Linked DNA regions of Mus musculus: region 2 is linked to region 1. Evidence: chromatin loops called from intact Hi-C (ENCODE). Cell type or tissue: left cerebral cortex. All regions are shown on one strand. Each heading gives the region's core, and the rest is flanking DNA. Links, peaks and the distances in the headings are about the cores only.

Region 1 (15,781 bases), core at 3,740-8,739:
CTATACTGGTGTCTTCATGATGCAGATAAATTTAGAGTTAGCAGTTTTTCAAATGTGATTTTACATTTTCTATTAAGTTGTGATTTTAAATGATAAACCTAGATCTGAGTGGAATATCAATTATTCAGTTAGTAGTACATATAGTTAGGACAATGTGTGCTGGGACTTTTGTTTGCTCTCTATCTGACACCGGTAGCTGGCCCACTGCTCTGGATTACTTTCTTATGGTTTGTAAACTCAACAGAATTCATTTATTTACTAATGTCATGGAGCTGGCTTGTTTCTGTCAACCTGACAGACACAGCCCGAGTCATCTGGGAAGAGGGAATTTAAAATGAGAAGAAGCCCTCTACCAGGCTGGCCTGTGGTGCATTTTCTGGATTTATAATTGATGTGGGAGGGCCTGGCTCGCTGTGGGCAGCTCTGTTCCTGAACTGGTCATCCTGGTGCTACAAGAAAGCAGGCTGAGCAGGCATGAGGAGTAAGCAAGTGAGCTGCATGTCTCCGGCCTTGAGTCTGCCCGGGCTGCACTCAGTGGTGAGTGGAAACAAATCCTTTCCTAACCACTTAGTTTTATAATCACAGCAATAGAAATCCTAAGACAGCAACCATTATTACAGATTTTCTTTTGAAGGGTGATAATCAGATCTTACAAAGTAATTTGTAAACTATAAAATATCTCTGGAGTCCTATTTTCTAATTCAATTTTGAGGTTGTCTTAGGTTTATGTTTAAAACATTGCAATAGTCATTTTCTATAGTTACTTGGCTATGAAGGCTTTCTAAGGGATTTTCAAGGACAATTTTGAATATGTGTGAATTCTGACTGCTGTCTGAATATGATATGATTCCAGTGGCATTCTGATTATCTAGGTCAGAAGGATTCCAACTCTAGATTTTTATTCTCTCTTTTACTGATATATTTATTTACCTTTTTTATTTTTATGTGTACATCGAGTGTGTGTGGGTGTGCATGTGCCATGGCGCACGCACACAGAGGTCTGAGGACAACACACCAGCACCAGTTCCCCACCAGGTAGCTGCTTAATGCATCCTTAGCCACTGAGCCATCTCTCTATTAGTAGTCCCTTGGATTTTTATTTTATTTCCAAATTGACAAGAAACCTAATAGAAAAAGAACCTCGTTTATAAGTAGAGAGCAATCTTGAGAGGTAAGAAGAGCAGAAAGTGCTCCTCAGTGAAAGTGCCATCCTCTGAAGCCACCAAGACCAACATCACAGTCATGTGACTGAGATAAGAAATGGAGACTCATCTTCAGCCTGGTCTGCATGCCTTCTTAGGAAACCTTCCCAGGTCAGCTAACTCCAAAGAGTGCAGTGTCATGGGGCACAGAGAGCTCTGGGCACGAAGGATGCGCAAAGCCTGGAGTATGGCGGCCCAGACAGTGGGCTCTCTTGTGCACAGCCTGTGTCATGGCACCTGCCTGGACAGGGAGGAAGGAGTGTGTCTGAGGCTATAGAGTGAGACCCTGAAAGAAAAGAAAAACCTAAACAAAAACTGTAGTTTATCACTTTACCTATAGTAGTAAAACTTTATTCTTTGTTTGTTTGAGGCAGGATTTCTCTATTTGTGTAGACTAGGCTGCCTCAAACTCATAAAGATCTACCTGCCTCTACGTCTCGAGTGCTGGGGTGAAAGGCATGTGGCACCACTCCTCTGGCCTTTAATTTTTACCCCTAAAAGAGTAGTTTTCTGTTTTCAAAGACACTTTTATTATAATTGTATAATATTTATTAGCTTGTTGCACTAATCTGTAGCTTATAGCTGAAGAAACAACTATTTTTAGGACTGGTGAGTGACATATGTAAGCTCCCAGGGAACAGCAGTAGCCTCGTGATTAACAGTTGTGTGACTACTCAAAACACAATCACAGCACTTTCTATAAAACTACAGGAAGGGTACTTCCATGCCATGCCCCGCTCCTGACTTTCTGTAAAGTTTGATATTAACAACATTACCTTGGTTGTTTGGACTATTAAACATTTTAGGAGGGGTCCCAGGGTGGCAATTCTGAAATGCTTCATTTTGCGTGAATGATGGAAGATGCATTCTTTCTGGAGGGTTAAGATAGCTCCCAACCATACTCTGTGATAATTCAGAATCCATTGTCTGTGGGAAACAGAAAGACAGGGTGTGGTGTTACTGATCCCATCTGAAGGACAGATACCTCACACACTGATGGACACAGCACATAGCTGTTAGCAATACACTACCCAGATGTACATTTACAAACTTAACTATTACTACAACGTCAACTGGTTAAACTCAGCAGTAATAAAGCAGCTATTTGTTGTGTAAGCAAGTAAGCAAGTAATGAGCAGGTGACATAAATACCCGTTTTCCCAGGGGTTCCTAAGTTACATATACCCTAACCACAAAAATTTGAGTCTAGGATTTTACGTATATACTCAGAGACCATGCAGATTTTCACCAGAGCCATTAACTCTAGTCTTTCATAGTACTACTGGACATGGCAGATGGGCTTCCAAGGAAAGTCTGCATATGTCAGACTCCCAAATCTAATCCTTGATAAACACACTTCCACTTAGTGAACCTCCATTCTACTCATCTGCTGTGAACCACGGAATGCTAGCTGGTGTTATTAACTCACAGACACACTGGAGGAAATGAGGTAATATTTGTTAACAAGTAACTCCCACTGGCACAATTCTAAGCCAGAAAGCTTTTTATAAACGTAACTGAAGAATGCCATTATAAAGATACTATATATATTTTTTTTAATTTCTGCATTACATTATTTTCTGTGACTTCAGGGCTTTCCGGTTAAAAAGGCAAAATCTGGCTTCTCTCCATGATTGTATTCCTAAGAAGGGCAAAGGAGATGCTTCTAGAATTTTCTACTGTAGCTTCTAGAATTTTCTACCTCAGCTATCGCCATGACAACCTCATTTGCCTAAGTGAGGCAGGTTGGCAAACACCCAGGCTCTGCTCTGACTGTAACTGGCTACCACCTACTGAGCATGTCTCCATCCTCTTGGCTATGGCTGGGCAGACATTGTCTCTCCTGTGTGTGCGGGCTAATTCCCTCAACGCAAGATACTAAGTCATGGCTGGCTCATCACACTGGCTCGCTATGAAGTGGAGTCTACTAGAGTCCCCAGAGTATGTAAGTTCTGAAGACTGATATGTATCTTTAGACAGAAGGAGGCAGGTGAGACTCTCCTCAAAACACTGGAGTCATTCAGTATAATGCTCCCTTCTAAGTTCCTGGCTTGCCCTCCATTAATGGGCTAGGAAAAAAAAATTATGTCAGTTTCTACACAATTTGGAAAATGAAGACTCCTCTGACCCAAGTAAAATATATTTCACAAATCAGATTTTGGCACAAAATTAAAGATTAGGAGCGGTGGCACACTTATTTTATCCTGGCACTTGGAAGGCAGAGACAGGCAGAATTTGAGGCCAGCCTGGCCTACAGAATGAGTTCCAGGACATCTAGGGTTAGACAGAGAAACCCTGTCCAAAAAAAAAGTTCAGGGGAAAGAACACTTATCCACTATATACAAAGCCTGAGTTTGATCCCTAGCACCACAAAACCAGGGCCTTTGATCCCTAGCACCACAAAACCAGGGCCATGCTATACCTTTAGAATCCCAATCCCAACACTAGAAAGGGTGATACTGGAGAATAAAGAGTTCAAGGTCACACTCTGCTACCTGCGGAGTTCAGGGCCAACTTGGGTTACAGGAAATCTTGTCTCAAACAACAAGCAACAAAACACACTGGCATAGGTTTATTGTTGATAAAAATCATGACTACTCAGAAGACTGTCAATAATGAGACTTGCTTGTAATTCATGTCAAGTAGATACAAACAGCAACAAACTATCTGTAGAATGAAAGTAAAGCTCTGTGAGATGGCTGGGGGTGTGGGGGTGTGATACTTGTTGCGTAAACCTGAATTTAATCCTCAGAATCCAATTGAAGGCACATGGAGAGAAAAACCACCCATAAAGGTATCCTCCAGCATCTACACATACTCCCCCCCACCCCCCAATAAATAACTTCTTTAAAAGAGGACACGAGAAAAGCCAGTTACTATGGTTTGGATCATAATTTCCCAAAAGGGCCCATAAGCTAAGGGCTGGCTTCCTTTAGGAGGAAGACTCTAGTACAAGGGAGCTTTAGGGCCCACTTCCAAGGTGATGACAAGCTGCCTGTCCTCTTTCTGTTTTCAGCTGTTACTAACGGGCCTCCTCTGCAATGTGACTTCTATGCAATGCTATCTTTCAATGCTAGCTAGGGATAGCTAGCCAACCACACAGAAACCATGAGCCATGATACCCCACTCCCCCAACCACCCATCCCCAATCCCTAGTCATCTCACTACGTAGCAATGACTGGTCTAAAACTGTTATGTAGGTCAGGTTAATTACGGGCAAGCACCATCAGGCCCAGCCATCTTTCCTGATAAACTGATGACCTCAGTATTTTGTCAGCACAACACAACAGGCTCTGGTTGACAAGTTCCCACTGTAGTGTGGGTTCTTGCTTACAACGTGCTCCTGTGCTGTAATCAAGCACACATACCTAGCAGCTGTTTGTTTACAGAAACAGCTGAGCAATCCTAGGAGGAAAACTCTCTGGTGGAAGACAAACAACTACAAAGTCTCACCTAAAAGCCAAAGCCCTACTTGGTTAGGGAAAGGTGTGGCTCTGAACTGCATATAGTCAGGTCATTCTAACCTTCTCTAGTTCATGGGACCTAAGGAAAGAGGAAGAGTGAGGGAAGAGAAGCAAGGCGAGGTAGGGAGAGTGGGAAGATGCACCTATAAGCGACATATTCACAAGTATCTCTATGAGAAGTTTCTGAAAACAATGGAAAAGCATTTTGTATGGCAAAGGGCAGAGCTACCTAGCATCACTAAAAGGACCTTAGACACCAGGGAGATGGCTCAGCCATTAAAATACTGCTCCTGAAGAGGATAAGAGTTCTGTTTCCAGCACCCACAATGGGCACCCTATAAACAACTACCTGTAACTCCTGCTCCAGAGGGATCCAACACCTCTGGCCCCTCACATACCTGCATTCATTTGCATATACCCACACATATATGTATTTTAAAAATATTGAACAAGAGAACAACACACAATAGACTCCAGCCGTGAAAGGCACCAAGGGAACCTAGTGAATTTTGTAGAAATATGCAAGTAGGGGCAACGTGGGTCTCATTTGTATTAAGACTAGGGAAACCATTATGTCTAGAACCATTTGTGACAACTTGTGAGCATATAAGGAAATTATTCAGCATCCCTGGCTTCTATAAAGTTAATGTAGCTTGCTGGGCACGGTGGCTCACACCTGTAATCCTAGCACTTGGGAGGCAGAGGCAGGAGGATCAGCAGCTTAAGGACATCCTCAACTAGCAAGTTAAGGCTAGAGGCGAACTGGGCATGCACATGCTCTCGTTCTCTCTCTCTCTCCCTCTCTCTCTCTCTCTGTTTCTCTTTCTCCCCTCCCATTCCCCTGCCCCCCAAACTCTGGGGTATGTATTTCTGTCTCTCTACATACATACACTTTGGAAAAGTAAACTTCTAAAATTACAAGTAGCCCAATCCATATGGTGCCACTTGTATTTTTGTATTTACATTCTTTTAGAGGTTGTTTTTATGCTATGGACAGGAGAGCTTTTCCTGCATGTATACACGTGGGTGTGCCATTTGATGCAGTGCCATCAGAGGCCAGATGGTGTGCGATCCCCTACAACCAGAATCCAAATGGTGGGTGCTGGGATCTGCACCCAGGTGGTCCACGAGAGCACTAGCAAGCAGGCTTAACCACTGAGCCAAGACTTCAGCCCCTCTGTTTACACTCTTTAGGTACATAAACATGTACAGTAAAACCAAGAAAACCAGAAATATTAAGGCATAATCCAAAGACCTAAAAGAGTCAAAAATTTTTTAATATTTCTTTTATTTTTATTCATATGTATGTATGTATGTATGTATGTATATATATGTATCTGTGGGTGCCTTCAGAGACCAGAAGGAGGCATGGCACCTATAGAGATAGATACACAGATGGCTGTGTGCGGCCTGATGTGGGTTCTAGGAACTAAACTTAGTTCTTCTGTAATAGCATTGTGACTTTTAAGTCAGTGCGGGCTATGCATCAAGACCCTACCACAAAAAGAAAACAAGAGTAATCAACAGGTTTCTTCTTAGTATCTTAGAATTTGATTTTATAAGACACAATTTGTGCTTACAGGGCTATAGAGATGGCTCAGCAGTTAAGAGCACTGACTGCTTTTTCAGAGACCTGGGTTCAGGTCCCGGAATCCACATGACAGGGAACTGTAACCACAGCTCCAGGGCTCTGACTCCCTCGTCTGGCCTCTGAGGATACCAGGTACACACATGGTGTACAGACATACACACAGGCAAACCCATACACATAAAAGTAAAATTGTATACAATACATATAGCTAAAGGAACACTGTAGTACACTGGCACACACCTTTACTGTATTGGTATTCATGGATTTTAAACTTTACATAAATGGACTTATACATTTTTCACTTAAACAACTTGGCATTTATGGCATTTGTTTCCATTGTTGCCTTGTCTGCTCTGGGGACTCTGTATCAGGCCCCTCTTGCTCCAACATAACATGAGCATAACGTTAACATAACGTACCTGAAGGACAGCCTCAGCTCCAGAACCCAGGGGGACCTGTGAAATCTTTCCTGACACTTCACTCCACTCTGAAATTCACATTTCCTGCTTGCTTGCTTGCTTCCCTCCCTCCCTCCCTCCCTTCTGTGGTGGCTGGTCCCAAGAATACTCTGAACACTGCACCTCCATGACGGGGCCGGCTTCCTGTCACTCCAAGCCCAGCCACCGTGCCTCCTCACCATTCCTTGCTGCATCTACATTCCTCCTTCATAAAGTCTGCATCTTAAAGTCCAGATTAGTTAGCATTAGGGCAAATTTTATTAATTTTTGCATCATAATATCTCTCTTACATTCTTTTAAAAGTTAATTGTGCAGGAGCTGGAGAGATGGCTCAGCTTTTAAGAGCACTTGCTGTACTGCAAAAGATCTGAGTTCTGTTCCCAGCACTTAAACATCAGATGGCTCCCAACCCCCTGGAACTCTAAGTCCATGGGATCAGCTATGTTCTTCTGGCCTCTATGGCCTCCACCTACATTCCTGTACATACACACATACATACAAATGGAAAATAATGTAAGTCTTGAGCAGTCTTAAGAAGAAAGGTAACGCTGCTGTCTGGTTCTGGGTTGGAAGCACTATGATGCTCTCTCTATCTTCCACCTTCCCAGCATGGCTGGCTGGCTGTCTCTCTGGGGACTATTGTAGCTTTGCAGTAACTGTCATGGTGTGTTTAGGTGTGACTCTCTTTTTCCATAGCCCTATTTGGGATTTATTTATCTTCTAAAACCTTCCTACATCAGTGTGAGAAATGTCCCAGCTGTCACTGATTTTGACTATTGCTTCTCTGTGGGATGGTAAAACCATGACAAGAAGCTTGGTAAGGTAGAGTGGGTCTGAGACCCAGAGACCTGGTGGACATATACCTGAGATTTAGGCAACTCCACCGCTCCCTGCCAGATTCCAGGCCTGGAATACAAGTCGCACTCGACACATAAGGAAGCTTGATCTGTGGTCATGTAGGCACAGAACAGAGTTCTCCATGCTAATGAAGTACCTACAGGCCCTGAGGGTTTAGCCAATAAGCTTCCCTTTCCAGACATTCTATCTCCCAGCAAAAGGTATTTAATCTCGGGTCCACCCGAGAAGTTGGCATGGTACGGTATGTATCCATTTTCCACGATGAGCAGTCGTCAATAAACAGCTTAGAACAGTGGACTGTCTCTTTCATCAAGATCTGCCGTGGGGAGCCATGAAGAAGGCATTTGACTACCGCGCTTAATTCTCCTGTAGAAGGCTTCTCTGCGCTTCAAGCCACAACCACCACAAAGCTAAGGACAATCACTGCTGAGTTAAACCAGAGCTCCCCTTGGTCCCCACCCCAGACTAGATGCTGTCCTCAGCCCGCAGGCCCCTGACTCTGTTCCCAACTCCTCGAGACTCAGTGACACCCAGATGCCCATGAGTTTGGGTGCCCCCAGTCCCAGCCCCATTGAGGCCCTGTGGACCCCCAATACTTTGTTCCTGATTTCCGGGGGCCCAGAAGTCAGCTTCGGCCTTCTCATACCTCAGCCTGCACTTCCACTCTGGGAGTGGCGTCTCTGCTTCCTTGAAGCCCAGCACCTGCCTCAGCGTCTGAGTCAGCTCTGTGGGAAGCGCAGCCAAACTCCCTGCAGAGGCAGGCGGAACAGGACGGTTTTTCTCTAATCTCACTGGACATGACTTCACTTTCTTAGAGGTTGCTGAGTTTGAGTCTCAGTCACTCACTCTCCAGCAAGCCAAGAATGCTCTAACTTTTAGGAGGTAATCACTGGGGGCGGGCTTTGAGAGGAGCGCCTAGCCACACTTCCTGTTCTACTTCCTGTTCCTAACTGCTGGGTGGGCCTCAAGCTCCAGCCGCCTTGCCCCCCCGACCTTGGTGGGCTCTGTCCTCTGGAATGGTAAACAGAAGCAAAGCCGTCATTCTAAAAGTAGCTTGCTAGCAGCATATTCTTACAGAAAAGTCTCTCGACAAACTTACTTTTCTTTGATAATTTGAGAACTCAATCTCTGTCATGTGTGGGGTCTGCTACCTGTTTGCAGTGGCTGGTTAATTTATGGTCAGCGATTTCGTTTTTGTGAGTGGGTCTTGCTCAAAGCACCCAGATCATGAACTTAAGAGCCTCCCTCCTCAGCCTCCGGAGAGCAGGGATTACAGGTGTGATCACAGTGCATCTTGGAATTTCCATTTCATATGTCTTCATTTTTTGCATTACAGCCAGGCCTTGCACATCCCTAACTGGTACTCCACCAGTGAGCCTTATTGTAGAATTCTTGGTTTTCAATTAATTTCATAGAACTGAGGAATTCTTTGAAGTTCATGTTTAAATCATTCTGGGAATGTCGCTCAATGGTGGAGTGCTTCCTACCATGTGAAAGCCCTTGCTCTGACTTCCTACGTCACACACAAAAAAGACTCTTCTGCAAAGGTGATTTATGCTCATTCCCGATAGGTCTCTGCAATACCCAAACCCCATTAAAACAAACTTTTAGGTGGAGACCTTGGGGGTGGGGGTGGGAGGCTGGGCACAAATTCAGACACAGCAAGGGCTGTGATGGGAAGTTCTCAGGACAGGTCTATATTGGGGATTGGTTCCAATGCTTTGAAATAACCTGGTCCTCAAATTGGGAATCTGCATGTCCAAATGCTGAAGGTCCTTGTCCCCGATTGGTTTTTGATCGATTAATAAAGATACCAGCGGCCAATGGCTGGGCAAAGGGATATGGGGCAAGACCCTTAGATTTGCATGGGCTAGGGCGAGAGGTGGGGGAGGGAGGAGAAGGAAGACTTGGGGGAGAAGGATGGGACATAAGAGCTGCAGGAGAGAAAGCCAACAAGCCATGTAAGAATGCAGGAAAGTGGCCAATTCGGGGATTAGGGTGACAGGCGGAAGTTTAGGAGTCTCAGGAATACTGCAGGAGGTCATTTGCTATTAAGGGAAGGTTTAGGAGTGCCCAGCCTTTGAGCTAGTCACACATGTCAAAAATTAGATGGTGTATGTGTGTGTGTGTGTACGCGCCTGCATGCATTCGACCCACTGGGAGCCAAGTGGTGCAACCCTTTACAGCTACAGGTGTACTCATTGTAAAGCCAGGGATAAACATGGGAGTGCATGCGGGTCTGAAGTTGGTCTCAAGAGCTGGTTATTTTCATAAACCATCCATGCAATGTTTGACACTTTAGGCATCCTTTCTGTATACTGTCAGGTTTGAACTTCTGACTCAGCCAAGAATAAGGCTTCTCTTTGCCATGCAAGCAGCTTCCTCTTAAAGCCCACGATCTGAGCCTCGAAGGACCAGAAGACACCTTCAGCAGCAGACAGGGCTCACCTGCCCTGTGCAGATGCACTTTCTTATTATCTGGACAGTCATATTGTTCTCTTACTTTGGTGCCAATTCAGTCATGCTATTAAAAAAATATTCTACAAGTTTTTATACAGTATTTTCCCATATTTTTGCCAGAGAAATTTCTATCTAATTTGTATATTGCTTGAGAAAATTGTTTTAAAATCCTTTAAAGATACCAGCTGTTCCAGACAAATCCTCTTTGGTCGCACGCTGGGGATATTTACAGGTCAAAGCTTTTCTGCCTCCTTCCTGCTCTAATTCCACACTTACTGCACATTATAAAATGTGCTCTCCTTCTACCTCAATTAAATAAATGCTATGATTGACCATTCACTAAACAGCTCATTCCCAGGAAAACAGATTATACTGTAAACAACCCATAGACTAAGAAGTGTCAGAACATTAATTATATACGGAAGTGTAACTGCAAGTTTAAAAAGTATGCAGTGGCTGGGTGTTGGTTGCGCACGCCTTTAATCCCAGCACTTGGGAGGCAGAGGCAGGCGGATTTCTGAGTTCAAGGCCAGCCTGATCTACAGAGTGAGTTCTAGGATAGCCAGAGCTACACAGAGAAACCCTGTCTCGGAAAACAAAAAAAAGTATGCAGTGACTTTATAGAACTACGCATCATGTCCATTAAATTCCAGAAACTCAGATGCAACCCTTCAATGACTTTTACATAAAAGGTGTTATAGGATCAGATTATCTTACATTTACTATATTTATATGCAAATATATTTAATGATCTTATGACATTGAAAATCATCATTAACTTTAAAACTAGCATTTGTACATTTGAAAGAAAAAAAAGTCCCCATCATAGGAAGATGGATCCTGGCAAGAAACATCAGTAGGTAATAAATTCAGAGCAAACTTTTGACTAGGTGGGATCTTTTGCATGGTCCTATAATGAAGTCACATTGGTTGCTAATAATATGCAGGAAAAGTTATACAGAAAAATTAACTAAGGCTGTTCAGATGATCATCATCACCTGTGAGAAGCATCACCACTCGCGGCTGATGGGAAGTCCTGAGAAGCACACAACCGCACCGAGCTGGCCAGGGATGCAGAGCAGAGGCATTACAAAGGCCTCAAATGGCAGTCTTTCAGCTTTTAAAAGGGAGGAGGTGAGTGGTAACTGTCAGTGTCATAAAGGACAGTTATGCGTCCAGACATGCATTCAGAAGAACTGAGAGCAGCCCCTCAAGAGGGCCCAAGTATACTTCTCACTCTAACACTAGTCTAGACCAAAGCATGAAGAGTAGGAGTATGATGTAGCCTGGGCAACAAAGGAACACATGTCTAAAACAAAGAAAAGACAACAGATAGTAACATTTACTAACCTAAAAATCTCAAAGGCATCAGATTCTGGTGTGTGCTAAAATAATGGCTCGGGGATATTGTGTTAAGTGAAGCAACCCAGACACAAAAGGCAACACCTTATTGGTGCATTTGTATGAGGCATCTAATACACAGTTCAACCCAAAGAACAAAGCACAATGGTGGCCCCCCAGAAAGGAGTAAGAGATAGGCGTCTACTTTCAGTTTTTCCGAAAGAAATGTCAAAGAACATCAAAGAAATTAGTAAGCTACAAAAAGAAATATCAAATATGGGTCTGTTCCACCAAATACAATAAAACTTGTATTTAAGACAAAGAACTAAAATCCTTATCTCCAAGGTGGTGGTGGATCTTTATTCCCAAAACTGGATAGGCAGAGGTAGGAGGATGTCCGAGTTCAAGACCAGCCTGATCTATAGAATGAGTTTCAGGTCAGCCAGGGCTACACACAAGAAAACACTGTACTGAAAAACCAAAATAAGTGAATGAATGAATGAATGAATAAATAAATTTTTATGTCTCCCACCTTGTAAGACTTTGTACAGATGTTTCATCCCTGGCCCCCACTGCTCCATTCTAGGAATCTGAAGGCCTGGAACCATCCTTCATTTCCTCACACCAGTCTTTTTGGGACTAGCTAGGTAGAATAAGAACGTGATGTCAGGTCCTAGCCAATGGGAAAAGCTCAGCCAAATGCATTTTCTGCCTTGGCATGCGTTGGCTCTTCTGGAACACACCATCCTCTTGACCAGAAGTCAACTTTGCCTGGTCCAGACACCTCAGCTGGAATGGCGGTCTCTCTCTCTCTCTGTGACCTGTACTCACTTCTAACTAGCATACAGCAACTAAGAAGTAACTTGCTCAAGGTCATTTAGCTACTAGATGGCAACGCAGGCAGCCTACATGTGAGAAAAGACACTCAGTGGTTAAGAGTGCTTGCTGCTCTTGTAGAGGATCCAGGTTCAGTCCCAGCACCCATCTAACATGGCTGATAACCATCCATAACTCTAGTTCCTGAGGACTGCCATCCTCTTCTGACCCTCAAGAGTACCAGATACATATATATGGCACACTGATATGCATGCCAGCAAGACATTTATACACATATGATAAAAATAAACTCTTCTCCCCTGTCTTAGTTAGGGGTTTACTGCTGTGAACAGACATCATGACCAAGGCAACTCTTATAAGGACAACATTAAATTGGGGCTGGCTTACAAGTTCAATCCATTATAATCAAGGTGAGAACATGGCAGTGTCCAGGCAGGCATGGTGCAGGAGGAGCTGAGAGTTCTACATCTTCATCTGAAGGCTATTAGAAGATTGTCTTCCAAGCAGCTAGGATGAGGGTCTCATTGCCCACGACTACAGTGACACCTAATCCAACAAGGCCACACCTCCTAATAGTGCCACTCCCTGGGGCAAGCATATTCAAACCATCACACCACCCAAAAGTGATTTGTGTTTAGCAGATCTATGTTGGTTGTTTAGATGATTCAAAGATGGCTAAGAGTAAATAAGCATTTGAAAGGCATCAGTGTATAAAATGAGTATCATTTACATACCATTTGTGTGGCCCATCTCTAATGCCTGCTAGGTCCAACCTAGGTCTATAGAAATAGAAACATGGTTTTAATTAACTCCTTGATTGAATATTATGAAAATTTAAGTTGAAGATCATCAAAGAGGAATCAAGAAAGAAATGCCTCAAAAGACCTGGGGTTTATTAAGTGTCTGTCATGAGTATGAACAGTTTCTGAAATGGATGGTAAGGGTCTAAGCAAGTATCTGATGGTCAAACTTAAGCCTCTGCTCTATTATAATGTACTATTCTTTTGTGCACCCCAAGAACTGAATACCCCAAGCATATAAAAGCTGGAAGAACATAAAGACGAAAGATACAACAAAGAATAAATGAAAAATAAACCTATCAGTCAGAAATTGACAGTGGGTGGGTGAGATGGCTCAGTGGGTAGAAGCTCCTGCCAAGGGAATGGGGTTTACTCTATAGAACCCACATAAGGTGGGAGGAGAGCCGACGTCACAAAGCTACCTTCTACCTCCACATTCATGCTGTGGCATAAGCAACCCCCATCACACACACACACACACACACACACACACACACACACACACACACACACACAATAATGTTCTGGATGGCTCTGTGCTACTTGCTGTCCTGGGAGAGGCTCTCAGGAATGAGCAATGAGTCACGTGCTCAGGTGGCTTCTTGTGAGCCAATCACTGGGCGAGCAGGCGGGACTTCCAGGTTGGATGGAGGAAGAGAGGAAGGATGAGAGAGTTTGGGCCTTTTGGAATGTGGACAGCATGTGGGTAAGATGTAGCTGCTAGAGTTTCCTGGAATCATGGCAGATCCGCAAAGATTTGCCACCATACGAATCATATTTTAATAAGGCTTACAAGATTAGGTTTTAGTTGTTGGGCCCAGAGACTGAGTTACCATTGTTTCTGAACTGAGTTTGTGTTGTACTTTCCTTCACATGGTGGCTCGTCTGGATTTAAGAGAGAAAGATACAGCAGCAAAGCACGGGTTTGCCAAATGTGCACCACAAGGGGATTTGGAGCATGAGGTTGGCGTGGTAGTGACCCACCACTAGAAACCTAGTGAGCTGGGTGGAGATGTTTTGGGAGTTCCAGACCAGAGAGTCTCCACGAGATAAAACGGGTCAGCCATCAGTGTTTGGCCGGTCAGGCCATCAGGGCAGAGGCACAAGCCTGTTCATCTTTTTAAATATTTCCCACATTATAATACTAGACATTTTAAACATTTTTTTCAAAACAAAGAAAAATAATATAAAAGAAGCTTGAAAATTTCTATCTAGTCATTATATCACAAACACATTTTTGTATAAAAATTGATACTTTGGGGCTGGAGAGTTGGGTTAATGGTTAGATTGCTTCACAGGCAAGCATGAGAACTGGAGATTGAATAGCAGAACCCACATAAAGCAGGGTGCTTCATGTCTGTGATGCCAGCACTACCACAGTGGGACAGGAGGCAGAGTCCCTGTAGGCTTGCAGGCCAGCTAGTCTGGAGCCCTCAGAGAGATGCTATCTCAAGGTAAAAGGCAAGGCCTGATAGCCAGGGACAAGCTGACACAAACCAGATGAGGCATGTGTTCCCCTCACCCATTAAAAACAAAACCCCACATACACATACATGTACATACATGCACACATATAGAGACTAAAAAGGAAAGGGTTAATCCTCTAACAAAGCTTGCAACCTGAATTCATACTGTCAGCAAGGCCAAAAACGGAACCACAAAATAAATTTAAAACCCTTTCAGGCAGGAATTTAATTTTAAATGCTCCCAAGGGGTGAGGGTGCATCTCAGTATGCTCTTAGTAGAATACATTCTTAGCATGTGGAAGGTCCTTGTTTAGTCTCTAGTTTCTCTTCTCCAAAGAAGGTATCAAGTTTGTGGCAAAAGTAACTGGAAGATGCAAGCACAGACCCTTTCTAAAGCCATCTGCCTTTAATCTGAGCCAATTAGAAACTGTCTCTCCACTTAAGACACTTTTAAAACTGCCCGAACACCAAAGTATCAGCCTGAATATCAGCCTGAATGCCAGGAACCATTTCTTCTTAAGTGTGGGCCATGTTTTTGGGCTCTCATTTTTACACAGTTTGATTTGTTTTTATAAGTATAAAAACAAACTATTAGAAAGTACAAAAATTCTTTTCTCATCACATTTATCCATTTTTTAAAAAGTGTGTGTGTGTGTGTGTGTGTGCATGTGTGTGTGTGTGTGTGTGTGTGTGTGTGAGAGCTAACTCATGGGTGCTGAAGGGGCCAGAAGAAGGGTTGAGCCCCCTGGAGATAGGAGATAACGAAGGCTGTAAGCACCTGGGTGCTGTCAACGGGACCCAGATCCTTGGAAGAGCATCAAGTGCTCTTGGCTGCTGAGCCAGCACTCCAGCCCCACACTAGCTATTCTCATTAGCCCTCTAAGCACAAAACATCCCATCTACTTATTAAAAACAACAAACACCGGTACCCCAGAGTCCACAAGCATGCTCACACTCTTTGGAACTTGACTGCAAAGTTCTGCACACTGCACAGGTCCTGGTGACGGTCCAGACGCACCAGGATGAAGAGTAAGCTTTGTGCTTGCCAAGGACCACGATTTACGGTCCTGATATGATAAACTGTACTCCTAGAACTCACGCCCACTAAGTTAATAGTCCCACTGTATTCAGAGTATCCTGGCTCTCAAAAAAAAAGTTAATTTTTTCTCAATGATACCACACTTTTTTTTTTTTGAAGTGCAGTCCTGGTTCAAACAGATTTGCCATTTTTCCCAAGGAGTGCAAAACCACTGAACAAATTACATATATTCCACACATGTATAGAAAATGTGTAAAGCCACAAA
Region 2 (15,781 bases), core at 4,588-9,587, 56 kb after region 1:
CCAGACAGTGTATGATGGCCACTTTGGCTGGCATGTGAATAGCCTCAAGGAGACTCAGAATCTCTTCTTTATTTTTAATATCTTTACCTGCTGACATTAACAATCCCCTCTGCCTGTAGATGGCACCGTGGACGTGGGCTGTAGCAAAAGTATACCTGCTATCGGTGTAGATATTAATAAGCCATCCCTCAGCCATCCAAAGGGCCTGGGTGAGGGCAATCAGCTCGGCTTCCTGGGCCAACGTACCCTCTGGCAGGCTGCTGGCCCACACCACATGTTTGCTATCTACCACTGCCTCCCCTACCATCCTTTTACCCTCTACCAAAAAGCTGCTTCTGTCTGTATACCAGTTTGGAATGCCCAGCCATGGCTGGTCACACAGATCACTCTGGACCCCTGTCTCTTCCGCAAGGATGTCAGCACAGCAGTGGACAGGCAAAGAGACTTCTGTCTCAGGTAGGAGGGGCAAACGTTACCTGCTTAGTCAGCAGCAGACTCTGATAGTGAGTCATTCGGGCGTTGGTCATCCACTGGTCTGGGGGCTGGCGGATAATGCTTTCAAGAGAGTGGGGGGCCACCACAGTTATCTGTTGTCCCAAAGTTAACTTGTCGGCATCCTTAACAAGCAAGGCTACTGCTGCAATGGCCTTCAGACATGTGGGCCATCCACTGGCCACTGGGTCCAGTTTTTTAGACAGATGTGCCACGGGCCTTTTCCATGGCCCTAGAGTCTGAGTAAGAACCCTCTGGTTACTCCCATCCTTTCATCAACATAAAGGGTGAAGGGCTTGGTTAAATCTGGCAGTGCCAAGGCCAGCACAGTCATCAGGGCCTCCTTAATATTCTCAAAGGCTCTCTGATGTTCTGATGTCCATTTAAATTCCCCACTTTCCTTAGTCAGGGGAAAGAGGGGGGCAGCCAGTGTTGCAAAACTAGGTATCCAAAGTCTGCAGAACCCAGCAGTGCCCAAGAATTCTCTCACCCGCCTCAGAATAGCCGGTACTGTTATCTGAGTCACAGTCTTTTTCCTAGCCTCTGTCAGGCACCGCTTCCCATCACGAAGAGTGTATCCCAGGTAGACAACTTCCATTTGATATAACTGGGTCTTTTTAGCAGAGGCCTGGTACCCCAACTCACCCAGTTCAGCTAATAGTCTCTGTCCCTTGCCTGCATTCTTGCTCTGAGGTTGCAGTAAGGAGTAGATCATCTAGGGGTTTTCAGCTCAGAAGGAGGCTAAATCTAGATGTAGAGCCTCATCAAAAAGGGTGGGGGAGTTCTTGAACCCCTGGGGTAGCCACATCCAGGTCAGTTGTCACGTTTGTCCAGTGTCAGGGTCTCTCCATTCAAAGGCGAATATAGGCTGACTGGAGGGATGTAACTTTAAACAGAAGAAAGCATCTTTTAAATAAAGTACTGTATACCACTTTCACTTTCGGGGGAGCGAGCTGAGGAGGTTATAGGAGTTAGGAACAGTTGGGTGAATGTCTTGGATGCTCTTGTTGACCTCTCTTAGATCTTGATAGTCACTCGTGCTGGGTTTCTTTACCGGCAACAGAGGAGTATTCCAGGGCGACTGGCAAGACATCAAAATACCTTGTTGCAATAGTCTCTGAATATGTGGCCTAATTCCATCCCTTCCTCGCAGCTCATTGGGTATTGCCGCACCCCTATAAGGGTAGCATCCATTTTCAGTTCGACAACCATGGGGGGTACTCTGACAGCTACCCCCATGCCTCTGGTCTCTGCCCATGATCTAGGAAAGGCAGTCTACCAGTCTCTTAGGGCTGGCCCTTCTGCTGCGTCATGCATTCATGTAGGCGATACTCTTCTTCAAGTTGTAGGGCCAGGACCATGGAGGCAGGGGATTCCCAACTTACTCTCGGCCCTTTTTGAGTGAATCTAATCTGGGCCTTCAGTTTAGTCAAGACCTCTCCCCAGAAGCAGTGTGGGACACTCAGGGGTGACCAAGTGAGTGACTCACTTGTCTTTTCCCTAAATCTACAGTATGTGTAGTGGTCCAAGGGTATTGTTTCTGGCCTGTGGCTCCAATTACTATGTTTTTTTTTTGTTGTTTTTGAGCTTCCCCAATGGTTGTTTCAACACAGAGTGTTCTACCCCGGTATATACTAGAAAGTCCATAGGAGTCCCCTCCCACAGTCAGGGTTACCCTAGGCTTGGGGAGGAGGTCTGAGCCCCATTTCCCCTAGTCATCATCTTCGAGAGTCATGACCTTAGGGGCATTTCCCACTCTTCATGGGCATTCTCGCGCCCAATGTCCCTTCTCTTTGCACTATGCATATTGGTCCTTTTCCAGAGTTTTCTGAACGGGTTTTCTTCCACAAGGTCTAGGTTCCCTGTTGCCCAGGTACCCTGTTTGTCTACTCTCAGATCTACCTCTTCCCTCACGCTCTTCTACTACTGCAGCCAGGATCCTGCTTAAATTTCTCTCCTGCCTCTGATCCCTCCTATTTTTCTTTCTTTATTCCTCATGCTTCTCTCTCTTTCTTTTCTCCCTCTGTTTCTCTCCTTGTAAACACTTTCTCTGCCTCTCTAAGTCCTGTAAAGCCATGGCATGTAACCCTTCCAGTCTCTGTAACTTGCTTTTAATGTCTGCTAATGACTGCCCTATAAAAGCCATAGCTACCGCGGCTTGTTGACCCTCCGAGGTCGGGTCAAAGGGAGTGTAGCGTCCGTAAGCCTCCATTAATCTCTCTAGAAAAACAGACGGGGTTTCAGCTGGCCCCTGCATAGCTTCTCTTACCTTTGCCAGATTGGAGGGGCATCTTGCCGCTCCCTTGAGACCTGCCACTAGAGCCCGGCAGTAAACTGTCAACCTCTCCCTACCTTGAGCCGTGTTGTAGTCCCAGTCTGGTCTATCGAGAGGGAACCCCACGTTTATCTTGTTGGACAGGTTGGTTGGGGCCCTGTTTGTCCCTGAGACAGTCTTCTGAGCCCTTAAGAGGATTCTTTCTTTTTCTTCTGTGGTAAAAAGAACATGCAAAAGCTGTTGGCAATCATCCTAAGTGGGCTGATGAGATAACATTAATGACTCCACCAGGCTGGTTAGTCCAGCTGGATTTTCTGAAAAAGTAGGATTTCCAGTTATAGAGATCAGCTGATGAGAATGGCCAATACTGAAGAGTCTGGAGAGAGTGCAGGTCTGCCGCTGGTCCCACTGCACACAAAGGAAAGGCAGACATGGTGTCAGGAACCCCATCTGCGGAGAGACTCTGTGCGCTCCGGCTTTGGGTCCCAGCCGCCGGTCCTCCAACTGTGCCGCCACCAGCCCCAGGGCCGGGCTCTGGAAGCTGTGGAGGCGTGGAAGCTGGAGGGGGCAGGGGATAGGGAGGAGGAGGTTCTGGCCACTCAGGAGGCCCTTCAATCTCGGGATAGATCTTGGGGAGAGCTGAGGGCCCAGGCAAAGGCTCCTTTTCAGGAGGATCCTTGGGTTTCACTTTTGGTCTGCGGAGAGCCAGGGCTCGAGAACCTGGCTTCCGTTTTGGGATCCACGGTTTGATCCATGGGGGTGAATTCTGGACGAGGTCTTGCCACACAGTTATGTAGGGTTGCTGGTCTGGGTGGGACCCAGGTCCATCCTGAAAGACAATGGCTTTAACTTCAAAGATCACAGTCAGGTCAAAAGTCCCCTCTGGTGGCCAGCCCACATCAAATGTTGGCCACTCAGAAGCACAAAAAGTCCGCCAAGGTCCCTTCTTGATCTCCACTGAAAGATTGTGGGCCCTCGACCTAATTTCAGACCAGTGATCTAAGGTCAAACTTAGGGGGGTCGTCACAGTCTGTCCCATCGTCCAGGTGACAAAAAACACAAAACAGACACAGAAGAAACACACACAAAGACTAACAAATGTCTGCCACCTCTTAGGCAGACAAAACCAATCCAAAGATGCAGAAGGTCGGGCTGGTGAGTAGTTCTTCCAATCCAGGAAGACTACCGAGTCTTTACTCCCGTCCCAGTCGGACTCCTAGAGTCCTTCCCCTTGCTCCGAGGCATCCCCCAGAGCGGCAGTCAGTGATCCTAGCACATCTGCCGATCACACTCCATGTCTCGAGACTCGGGTCTCTGTCTCCCGTGAGACGTGAGATGTTGCGACCGCAAACCGAAAGTTTGAAACCAAAATTCGCTGGCACACAGAAACAGTTCTTAAGTTGCTGGGGAAATTTTCTGATTTCAGCTCAACAACCAAACCGCAACCACCTGACAGTGGGCTACAGTGGTTGGCAAACACACGGGTTCAAGGAACGGTCAGAACATTCTGCACAAACATTTTCTGAATCAATGGAGCAAGTTAAACTTTACTTTCTGCCAATAGCGAGGTCCATTTTGGACACATGTCTAGAGGCTTTCATGGAATTTTTACTCTCTGTCAGGATCTTTCAACATCACACAGACACAAACTTTACTAAAAGCCCAAAGTATGTTGTTCTACTAGACTTTAAGGTGCACTAGGAGTACAAGGCTGGATGATCTCAAACAAGGCCATGTGCAAGCCCTGTCTCAAGTAAACGCACATAAATAACTTGACATTCAAGAGCCAACTATATAGTAACCCAATGTGTGCATGTATGCAAAATCTTCTCTCAGGCAGAGAACCAAAAACTAGCCTACAATATGAATGTGTCTAAACAAAACACTTCCATCAAACAGGAATGGAAGCTGAAAAAAGACAGCTCAGGAGGCCAGGACTCAACAGTATTAACTGACCTATCACATAATATACCTAATCTCTGCTGATGACTTCAAGTTCTGAGACAACATGATGGTTTCGTGTACAAATTTCCTACAGAAAGAAAAAAATAACTAGCAGGAAGACCAATATGCTATTTACTTGGTAGGTATTTCAAAGAATATTAATTGATTATTAAGTTTGGCCTCAGCATCTTCATTTCAGTAAGAACTTCTAAAATGTATATCATACACACATGATTTATGAGAGTGGCTTACAAGCTGTGTTTGTCCAACAAATGATGTCTCTCAGCAGAGAGTCCAAGAATCTAATAGTTGTTCAGTCCACATGGTTGGATATCTCAGGTGGTCTTCAGTATATATCATTGGAATCCTGAAGAAGCAGGCTCTAATGCCAGTAAGACTGAGGAAAAGCACCCAGAAGGCAAAAGTATCTTTCTTCCCCATCCTTTATATAGGCTGCCATGAGAAGGTGTGGCTGAGATTTAGGGTGTCTGCCAACCTCAAAAGACCCAATTAACTAAAAATCCTTCATAGGTGTGCCCTGTTCCTTGGGTTTGGTTAATTCCATATGCAGTCAAGTTGACAACCAAGAATAGCCATCACCTGGAGCCTTTGCTCCTACTGAAGGAACCACCGCACACAGCAAGATGCACAACTAACATTCATGCTAGGTTTTACTGTTTTTTTAGAACACTGTCCAAAGATTTTGGAGCTTATTTTAATTAAAATCACCCTAAGAAGAAAAACAAAAGAACCATTTCCCAGAGCTTAAACATCAAGTAGGTCTGCGGTTGCAGCATCAGGCCAGTGCCTGGCTGGTATTTAAAAAAGCTCTTCTAATGTTGCACGGTTCAGGAAAGCATGGTTAATGAGCAATGGCACAGTCTACAAAGGGTAGATGTGAGGAAGAGGCAGTAAGTGGACTACACACACGAGGAGGATCAGTCCTACCATGAACCACATCTGAAAGAGGTTGTCAGGAAAGGGAAAAAGGAGAATAGCTGAAGAATTGATCATGTAGTTGAGATCTGTGGATGTGCCTGTTCTTAGTATTTTTATGATGCTAGTTCCACCTAAGTCACAATTCCACCCAAGTCACAGAACTGTTTGTTCTGCAGATGTCTTAATATCTCATGACAATTACAGCTTTCTAAAATGCTTTCATCACTTTCTTCCATCTACTAACCACCTAGCTTTGTTCATCAACAATAAGCAGTACCTTTGAGTAGAAAATACCACGAGTGTTTTCCTGCTCATTCACCCTCCCATCCACCCCCAACCTCCTCCACCCACCCACTCCCACCTGCCCCCATCCACTTCCCAGACAAGGCCTTGCTCAGTAACTCAAGCTGGTCTTGAACTGCTGACCCTCCTACACCAGTTTCTAGAGTGCTGGGATAACACACATATTGAACACCAAGCATGTGTGTGGTATGTACTGGGCCCCAGGCGATGTACTGAGCTTTAGCCAGACTGAGGAGACCCAGGCACTGGATGCTCTCAGGTGTGCTGCCTTCACCCAGGTGTTAATCACATTATGGGAAACTAAAACGGAAAAGTGCATTTGTAATACACCAGTAAAGATACATGCTGAAATAAGAGCACATTTATTTGTTTCTCTAATTAGGGGTACTTCTCTGAGCAAGAAATATTTGAGCTAAGATCTTCAAAGGAAGAGGAGTCAGACAAGATGAGGCAGTCTTCATTTTGACAAAGAAAACAAGGACAGAGATTCTGTGTCTACTTATTGCCTTTGGTTTAAAAAAAACAAAACAAAACAAAAACCACCTGCTTTTTTGCACTCTTCACCCAAACTGATCTTATCAAGATGGCCAGTGACCTTTCAAACAACAAAGTTGCAATTTACAAAAGCTTAAATAATCTTTTTTTTTTTTTTCAACTCTGGAATGAGGCAACACTTCATTCCATCAAATAAGCTGAGCCTTTCGTTGTCCCACAGAGGTCAGTTTCACAGCTAGGGAGGCTAAAACACAGCAGAAACAAGAGCAGACTGGTCTCTTCAAAGTTACCTTCCACCAGAGGTCAGGACAGAGAGACAGAACAAAAGAAAGTAACTGGTTAACACCAGATTCCTTCCTGTTACCCTCTGGAAGGACTGAAGAAAGGCCTCAAAGCAGAGGGAACAGGATCATCACACCCAATTGCGAGCTTGGGAAATCACTCCCTCTGGTTCTCCTGATTTCTCAGGTCAGATAACAACTTAGTTTCAGTCTGGAAACAAGGAACATTAGCACTTTGATGGTGGGGGGGGGGGTAAGAAGAGGGTCTGACCTCGGGGGACAGCAGGTAGGACAGGAACAGGGGCTCAAGTCCTTTCAATGGCTTCTGAACTTCTATTAAAAGTCCCCGCAGTGGTCCATTAGTCCTTATGCCACTGCATCTAGAACAGCATTTAAGCATTCCTTCCTCGTTCTGTCTTCATTTTGCTTCTAGGAAAACACTGAGGGTTTTCCCTCTACACTGGTTGCTCCTTCAGAATCACTTTGTGGAAAACTTCAAATTCATTGAACGTCATGGAATGTACCCTCCTTTGGCAAAACCAACACCCATTATCAAAACATTACAATGAAACCTCCACTGTCTCTGCAGCTAAGTCTTCCTCATTTCTCTTCCATATCCCAAGCCATATGGCCAATCTACTGACCTCTTCCCTATTCCATATACCAACATGCACTTCTCCATGACAGCAAGTCATGCTTCCTTTGTTTTACTATCTTGTTTCCTGTGGAACATGGTCTCAATACATTGCTCAGGCTGGCTTCAAACTCCTGCCTTCACACCCCCCAGTTAAAAGATGACAGACATGTACCACTTGGTCCAATTTCAAAAATCTCATTTTCAAGTGGTTCTGTAGCACAGGTTCCTCTGGACCAGTCCTTCCATGTCTCCTCTGCCTATACCTTGTGTCCCTCTTGAATCCTTAATCCCACCTGGATGATTAAATTGTTATCGGATGACCTTTAGAACTCACAAGAGCCCTTGATTTCCATAATTCTTCCTTTCTTTAGTTCTGCTACAAATAGTAACTGCTGTTGCATCAAAGAATGCAAAGTATATAAATTAACTTGAAGAAAGGTAACTGGAGGAGCCTACAATAAAACCCAAAACAAAACAAAACAAAACACTCCATACCCCCAAATAAAAACCAGGGCTGCTGGTCAACTGTGACACTCTGGAGAATTAAGCCCACCCAGAACAAGGCAGAGAAAACTCTGCACCCCTCCCCCTCCCAGTGCAGACTCTTCCTGCCCATGGTCTGTGTCACCCACTCCCAAAAGCAAAGCCCTGTGTACCCAACCCCCACCCTCAGCTTTGAGGCTAAAAGACCCTCTCAATATTGGAGGTCTTTGAATAGGGCAACTCCACCCTGCAAGCTCATCTTCTAACAGCTGTCCTGAGGTGGCAGGCAACCTGCACATCCATCCAGCAATGGTCCTCCTCCCACTGAAAAGGAAGATTTTTTTCCCACAGCCAAGCACCTTTCATTCCTTCCTAACTGGCTGTCATTGTTTCCTTTGCTATATACTCTACATTACTTATTTACTATCTTAAAATACAAGCTCAGTGACATCCTTCTGAACAGAAGGCACTTGGTGACTGAAGCCTTATGCTATTCATTTGGCCTTCATTTTCCTTGGGATGAAGACTTCCCTGACTTTCTAAGACTGGGCTAAATGTTCCTCTAGCCAACAATATCAAATAGTATTACAACTGTATTTTACACATAAGTGTTTGTTTGGTTGGTTTTGTTTTGTTTTGTTTCCGAGACAGGGTTTCTCTGTGTAGCCCTGGCCTGGCTGTCGTGGAACTCACTTTGTAGACCAGACTGGCCTCGAACTCAGAAATCTGCCTGCCTCTGCCTCTCAAGTGCTGGGACTAAAGGCGTGTGCCACCACCGCCTGGCCACATAAGTGTTCTAATAAGATGAGGGGTATCTTTCTCACTCTTCTGTAGAGGGATTTTAATTCGGCAACATAGCTACTCTGGTTAGAACACAGATACACCCTTAGTACACACCTTTAATCCCAAACAATGAAGGCAAAGTTTGTAGAAGGAAGCAGCTTTGTTTGAAAGTGAAGTCTAACAGAGAGGGAAACAAAGTGATGAATCAGAAAAAGATTCAGTAGACTAGGATCTACCCAACTCTCATGAGAGAGGAGAGAGAGGCAACATAGGAGGGAGCAGACAGAGGGAGAGAGGAAAAGAGACAGTGTTACCGGGAGAGTTTTACAGAGACAGGGTGAAGAGAGAACAAGCTAGACATGACAGGCTGAGCCAGAGAATAAGGAGGAGCCAGAAGAGTAGAACACATTGCTAAAGTTAGTTTGAAGCCAAGCAGAGCAATTCAGTCAGAAGCAAGAGACGCCAGTTTGAATCAGTCAGAGGAGTTTGGGCCAAAACAGCTGAGTTGAACCAGAGAGCAAGAATTCAGAAAGAGCTAGAAAGAGTGAGCTTATTCAGCAGGAAGTCTCAAAAGCTGGAAACACTATAGGCCTTTACAGAAGCTAGAAGCTTGCAGGATTGGGCCTAGATTAGCTGATGGAGGCAGTAAGCCTCCAGACAGCAATTACAGCAGGAGAATAAAAGTTATTGTTACACTTTTCTCATGTTAAAAGCCTCATTAATTTTTATGGTTTTGGATTTTTCAATGAGTGTATTGTTTGCATGTATGCCTGTGCCCCAGGTTTATGCCTGGTGTCTACTGAGGTTAGAAGTCATCAGATCCTCTGGAACTAAAGTTATGAATGGCTGTGAGCTGCCAAGTTGGGGCTGAGAATCGAACTTAAGTACTGTATAAGAACAATTCTTAACTACTGCACCATCTCTTTAGTTCCAGATTAATATTTTATGACTATGTTTACTTTGTAAAACAAAGGATTAAAATCGAATCCGATTACCAGTCTATTAAAAACCTTCCAAAAACACCTTTAGAGAAATGACCATATCGTTCAAAGATAACACATTTAGGAGGTTTTTATAGGCTTCTTTTCATACAGAACCTTCCAAACCTAAGGACATTTGAAGTTCTTTTCAGTCTCAGACACAAGAGACTTGCTTTCAAAGATCCCCTTCGGATGCTATCTGACTGAGCAAAGACAGCACAAAACAGATCCCTGTAAGGGCAAAGGTGCAATGGCAACGCTTAGGGATTCCTAATCCATTCAGCACGGGCCTATGTGCAAGAGGACAGCAGAAGCAGCGGCGTCGGTTTTTTGTTTTGCTTTTTTGTTTCTTTTCTTTTTTTTTTTTTTCCAGTTTGCCTGTCTTAAGGCTGCTCCTTGGCCTTCCAAACAATGATCCCCAAATCCTTGCCTCAGTCACCCAACCAAAGGTGTTGAGCACCTGCACTATTTCTCTCCCGGCAAGCCACGACGGAAAGGAAGCAATCCCAGATGGCGTCGGCACCAGAGTTTCCGAGGGGAAAAAAAAAATTTTTTTTCACTGAACGGGTCACAACCAAGCCTACCACGCTTACCAGATGGACGCTCCCAGTTAACCACGGCCTCCAGAACCGTTGGTTCGCGGGCAAAGACAAGTGTCGCGGTGGCATCTGGGAATTGTAGTTTCTGTCGCAAACAGAGCGCGTAGTTAGCATTACAACTACATTTCCCAAAAGCCAACGCAAAGCCCTGCCTGCTTGGCTGTCACTCATAATTCTATCCCATTTCTACTTGGAATACTATAGAGCACCTTTATTTGTTCGGCTTTTCTTGTTCGATAAACATCTCCGGGCATCTGTACTCCTTACTTTTCTTTCCCCTTCTTCAAACCAGCGCCTCCAAACGTCGAGAAAGGACAACACCGCGGAAAGCGCATGCGCCCTGGCCGGCGTCGCGCATGCGCAGCAGCCGGTCTTAGTCAGTGGCGCGCTGGACTCGGGGTCCGGAGGTACTCTGCCCGAGGGCGGGGCTGCTTCCAATGGCTGTCTTTGCGGGTCGCGTGTGCCTGGGCGGAGAGGCAGGCATGGGGCAGGGGCGGCTCCCGGCGGTCCCGGGCGGGGACAGGGGAGGGGCTGGGGGTGAGGACCCCGTCTCCCCTCCCTGCTCCCGCCCTCTGGGCCGATCCCCACCGACGGGGCTGGGCGAAGGGGCGGGCTCTGTGCCTGGGGCCCTTTGCTTCAGCCGTGCAGCCCTGGGCTCGATGACTGCTGGATTGCGGGGTGCCCTCTGGCTTGGCGGAGGTGGGCGAGGACAGAGGAGTAAGAGGAGCATCGGCGTACCCCGGGGGACAAGAACCGGCAGGGTTGGGGACGCCGCCCTTAGTCGCCGCTGACACTGTGATTGGCGGACACTGCTCCCCCGGAGCACCGGAGCCTCGGGCCCCAGCAGCTAAGGGCCAGGGTCTACCGCCTACCCCGCCAGCACCCGCCCGCTGCCCTGCCGCGGCGCTAGGAGGAGCCGAGGGGGGCGGAGACTGGTGTCGGAGGAGGGCGGGGTGGGAACGGTCGAGAACCAGCCGCTGCACAGACAAAAAATCGAATGGCTGGAGAACCTTCTACTGTTTACCAGCCTTTTGGGACCAAGCACGGATTTGACAGCTCCACAACGTGAGGATATCCGCTGACCCTGCGACACAGAGAACACTTCCCCGGGACTCTGTGTCCAGCTAACCAGCTCTGTGAGATTGCAACTTTCCAAGTTTGTTCTTTTCAATCTCTGTCAGAAGACTGCCCTCGTGTAGGAGAGGGTGCCTGGGTGATCCGCCTTGTGGATCGATTTGAAAGCATCAACTTTAAAAAGCACGTGTGATTCCCAGTGCCATCCAGACGCCTGCTTTCACGACGGCTGGATTTCTCTGACTTTATTCTTAGCGTTTCTCGTTGTTTTTGTTTTTTGTTTAAAAAACAAACAAACGACGGGCTGCTTTGGGGGAATGCTGAAAGGTAACTGACTAAACGCTGAAAAAGAAAAAGCTCTTGATTGTCATGGCTGAAGGAGAGAATGAAGCGAGATGGGAGGGACTGTGCAGCAGAGACACGACTACTAGAGAGACAGCACTGGAAAACATTAGGCAGATCGTTTTGAGAAAAACCGAATACCTTCGTTCAGCGAAAGAGACACTTTCCCGACCTTCAGACGGACTTTCAAACGCGGTTTCTTTGGATGGGATGAATAAACTTCTTGCTCATCTGCTTATGCTCTCTAAGAGATGTCCCTTTAAAGATGTGCGAGAGAGAAGCGGGCTCATTCTGAAGAGCGTCGAGGTAAGAGCAGTTTTAGAGTGACTTAACTAGCCGATGTGATTTGACTTAGTTATTCCCGTCGCTTTTGCTTCCATGGGGGTAGTCTAACTGGTTAGCTGTTAATAATGACATCACTAGGCATTAGAGGGTTCTGTAAAACGTTCAATGTTGGGCCCAAATGGAACAGGCTAAACTAAAAACGGTTTTCAAAAATAGATGAACAGGAATTGTTTTTATGGTGTTTTTGGGTAGAAATGGCATTGTCTGTGGAATATAATATATATGAAAGGTCTGGTTAATTAAAATCCAGTCTTTGTCATTTTTTTTCTGTTTGTTGCCAAGTGTAGCCAGTGCGCTTTTCACATTGTTATGGTGTGGAAAGTTTCACACTGAAAGCCTCAAAAATGAGGAGTTGCATGAAATATTTCCTATTTGTTCAGAGTAACTGGCAGGATAATTTTTTTCTGGCTCTTTAACAAAGACAGGATTTCATTTTCTAAAAGCATCCTAAAACAGAACTAGAAAACAATAATAAAAAACAGCCTAAGTCATAAAGAAGGTAACTCTTGTCCAGGTGGAAAAGTTGGACCCAGAGTTGGGCGTTCAGTAGCTTACTCTCCATACTCCCAGGAAGCTGAGGAATAATGCCACCAGGAGTTCGAGACCAGCCTGGCGAGCAATGAGTACTAGGTCCATACATGGCTACATGGCAAGGCCCTGCCTTAGGGTTGCAGGGAGGGGGTTGTGGGGAGAAAAAGAAAGAAAAGTTGGGTCCAGGTAAGGCATTTGGTGAAAATACTTGGCTGCTCAGTTATTTTCTGTTTTCCTTGAATTGTTTCTTTCCTCTTTTCATGTGCAAACCTATTAAATTGTGAGTGCAGTAAGGTTTAAAATTCTATAATGTCCTGCCATTTTTCTACAGTCACTTTATTCTGTTGTATTAGAAGGTGTGTTAAAATTTGGAGAAGCAGGAGAAATGTTTATACATATGAAGAATGCTCACTGACTGTGTATTAAGTGATGACAGCTTTCTTTAGTGACTTAGATAAAAGAGGTGCAATCATAGCCATAAAATAATTATCTTCAAATATTTTTACAGATACTCTAGAATCAGTAATAATTCGTTTTACAGGAAGGAGCTAATTCTCAGTGTATGTGCATTCTGTCCCTTGGACATAAGGAACTATTTCTCTAGACCTCTGCATAGCCACTATGGGAATTTTTCTTAAGTAGTGGAGTCATCATTGTGCACATCCAACATTGTTGTGGGTTGTATGTAAGTAGGTGACCGGGAAGTTTGTAGGCTTCTCATCTAGTGTTTCAGGGGAGTCGCCCTTCCTCTTGGTGTGACTCTACTTCACCTTGGTCTCTGAGTGGGAGACTAAATAATATAACTTGTTAAGAGTTATACTGAAGATAAAGTATCCGAGCTCTGGGAAGTGCTAAGGCAATGCACTAGAGTCAGACCTGGGTTCAAGTGCGTCCTTATTAATGTACTAAATGACCTTAGGCAAGTTCCTTGCCTTTCCTTGTGTTCGATTTTCACGTCTTATAAAATCAGGATAAGAATGCAGAGCTTTTGTGAGATGAAATGGCATGCAAAGTGCCAGAGTCCTATCTAGTGAATGCACCTCTCCTCTTTCACAAGTGCAGTAGACTATGTAAAGTATATCTCAAGCTGGATTTGTTCTGCAAAAGGACACCGGGTTCTGTGTTGTAGTGGCTTCCTATAGACCTTCATTTTTCCTCTCTTCTGTTATTCTTTACTGCTGCCATTGTTGTAAGAGGTACTTGATTTGTATTGTTCAGTAAGCTGTGTTGGTTAAGTCTCTTCCCCCAGAAGGGCTCTTAAGTCCTCAAGTATTGAGAGTATTGGCTGAGACCTGGAAGCTACTAAGTAACTATCCGATGGATAAACAAAGGTGTTTGCCTTCTTGCTGTCTCCCATTAATTTGCAAAGATGAAATTTCCACTTTATGGAGTTTCTCCCCCACAGCATTGATTCATGCATGCATTTGAGCAGCACACAGTGACTAACATAGCAAGCACTGGGGGCAAGTAGGAATGTTTGGATGTTCTGCCAAAGGGAGACAGGCTGTAAAGAAGTCCAGGGAGAGTTTCTTGAGGCAAACACCTTTAAAGAGAGATTTAATGTTCATTCATTCACTCACTCACTCATTCATTCATTTACTCTGAGACAGGATCCTGCCTTAGCCTGCCAGGTTGTTGTGGTTATATACCACCACACTTTTCTTATGAGTAATTATCCATACAGTGAGATTTGTCATAGGGTTCTAGACCTAGAAAATAGTTTGTGTGAAGGCTTCAAGGCAAGAGCAAGTAACTGAGTTCTAAGACTTGACAGTAATTTAGGATTGTTGAAGTTCACAGTTTGAGGGAAGTGTGGAATTTAAGAGCATATGCTCTGGAGTCAGGCAGACCTGGCTTAGATACTTTCTTATCTGTACAACTAAGAATAAGTTCCATATTGCTTTTCAACTCAGTTTCCTTATCTGCAAAATGGGGATGATGCTAGTAGTTCTTGCCTCACAGTGCTGCCGATGCCGAGAGGATAAAATGGAATAATGCCTGCGATGCAGAGCGCAATGCCAAGCACAGGAGAGGTGCACTAGAAAGGTAGACACAGTATTGTTCTCCCAGAGGGACTGTGGGCAGGGCTAAGGAATGTATGTGTTAGCCCAGGACAATGGGAAGCCACTGATGCTTTGAACACGAGGGTAATATGATTGCTAGTGTTACAGAGATCATTCTGGAAGATCCAGGGTCAGGAGGGGATGTGTCGGATCAGTTACAAGGTTGTTCTGCGGCAGAAACAATAGTGGACAGCCATGTGGTGAAAGAACAGCAAATGAATGTGAGTTGAACAAGGTGTTAGAACCCATGGAATATAGCATTTAAATAAATTGAAGAGATGAAAATAAAATCAGAATTTGTGACTTGATTACTTAGTGAATAATGACTGGTAGGTCGATTTAGGAGAAAAATTCGTTTTTCTTTCTACACATTGAGTGAAGTTAAGCCGTCTCTGAGGCACCCAAAAGGAAGTCACCCCTGGATGGGTTTGTGTCTCTGCTTCCACTGTATAGTTCTCCTTCACTTCTCCAGACTTACCCCAGCTGTCACCTTTCTGTCCACCCTCATTGCTGCGCAGCCACTTATCTACCCTGCTCATCTGACCGAATTACTTTGCTGTCTAACCCCCATTATGATAGCCTACAGCCTTAACACTGCTGACCCACACTTCCCAGCCCAGCCTCACTGCCCCTCATTGCTCACACTGGCAGCCGCCTCACTTGGAGGGTGAGTAGTAGTTGGAGCTAGTGCTCCATGGTGCTGTCTGTCACTCACTGGGAACAGCAGCAGCAGCTGAGTCACATGTAAGATCTTGAAGCTGCTCCTACAGGCCTTTAACTACTGTGGTCAGTTCAAGGAACTGGTCAGCAAGGGAGAGCTGTGGATTGGATTCCAGATGACCGCTAAACCTATAAAAATTAGCACATTGGTAGACAAAGCCTTATATCACCCGTTCTCAATTTGTTGATTTCATAGCAACAACATATTAAAATCTGTTTGACAAATTTTCAAGAATTGCTGTGTACCAAGCACTGTCCTTGGAATCCAAGGAGCAGGGAGATGTTTCCCCTGCATCTCAGCAGGTCCCCCTTCTCATCTTTGCTGAATCTAAAAGAAATCCCATTTATAAATCTCTTTATATACCTCAGGCCCATGTAAGGGTCACTACTGAGTCTTGTTGTCTGTAAAAAAAAAAACCAAAAAAAACAAAACAAGTAAGATAAACTATAAATGCATATATGATGAAAAGATTATGAAAAGAGAAAAATACATAA

The links. A loop is a pair of places that touch in the nucleus more often than their neighbours do. Peaks named below come from ENCODE experiments on the same cell type or tissue, not always from the same donor. Only the 100,000 strongest peaks of a DNase experiment are listed, where the experiment ranks them.
Region 2: it touches region 1 in a loop (6-fold over the local background); 2 of 42 quality-filtered maps call a loop at or near these places.

The regions. Positions count from the first base shown.
Region 1 is chr10:41,743,793-41,759,573 of GRCm38, forward strand. Cep57l1 (centrosomal protein 57-like 1) reads right to left here. Exons shown (of 11, transcript NM_001243074.1): 3 at 1,979-2,129. BC048559 (cDNA sequence BC048559) reads left to right here and starts at 2,929. Exons shown (of 4, transcript NR_152819.1): 1 at 2,929-3,147. In left cerebral cortex, for the core only: no CTCF peak of the experiment used is centred there; DNase peaks (open chromatin) are centred at 5,691 and 8,359.
Region 2 is chr10:41,799,368-41,815,148 of GRCm38, forward strand. Cep57l1 (centrosomal protein 57-like 1) reads right to left here and starts at 10,501. Exons shown (of 11, transcript NM_001243074.1): 1 at 10,421-10,501; 2 at 10,206-10,296. The coding sequence starts at 10,280. It overlaps Sesn1 (sestrin 1), which reads left to right and starts at 11,207. Exons shown (of 10, transcript NM_001162908.1): 1 at 11,207-11,933. The coding sequence starts at 11,655. In left cerebral cortex, for the core only: no CTCF peak of the experiment used is centred there; no DNase peak of the experiment used is centred there.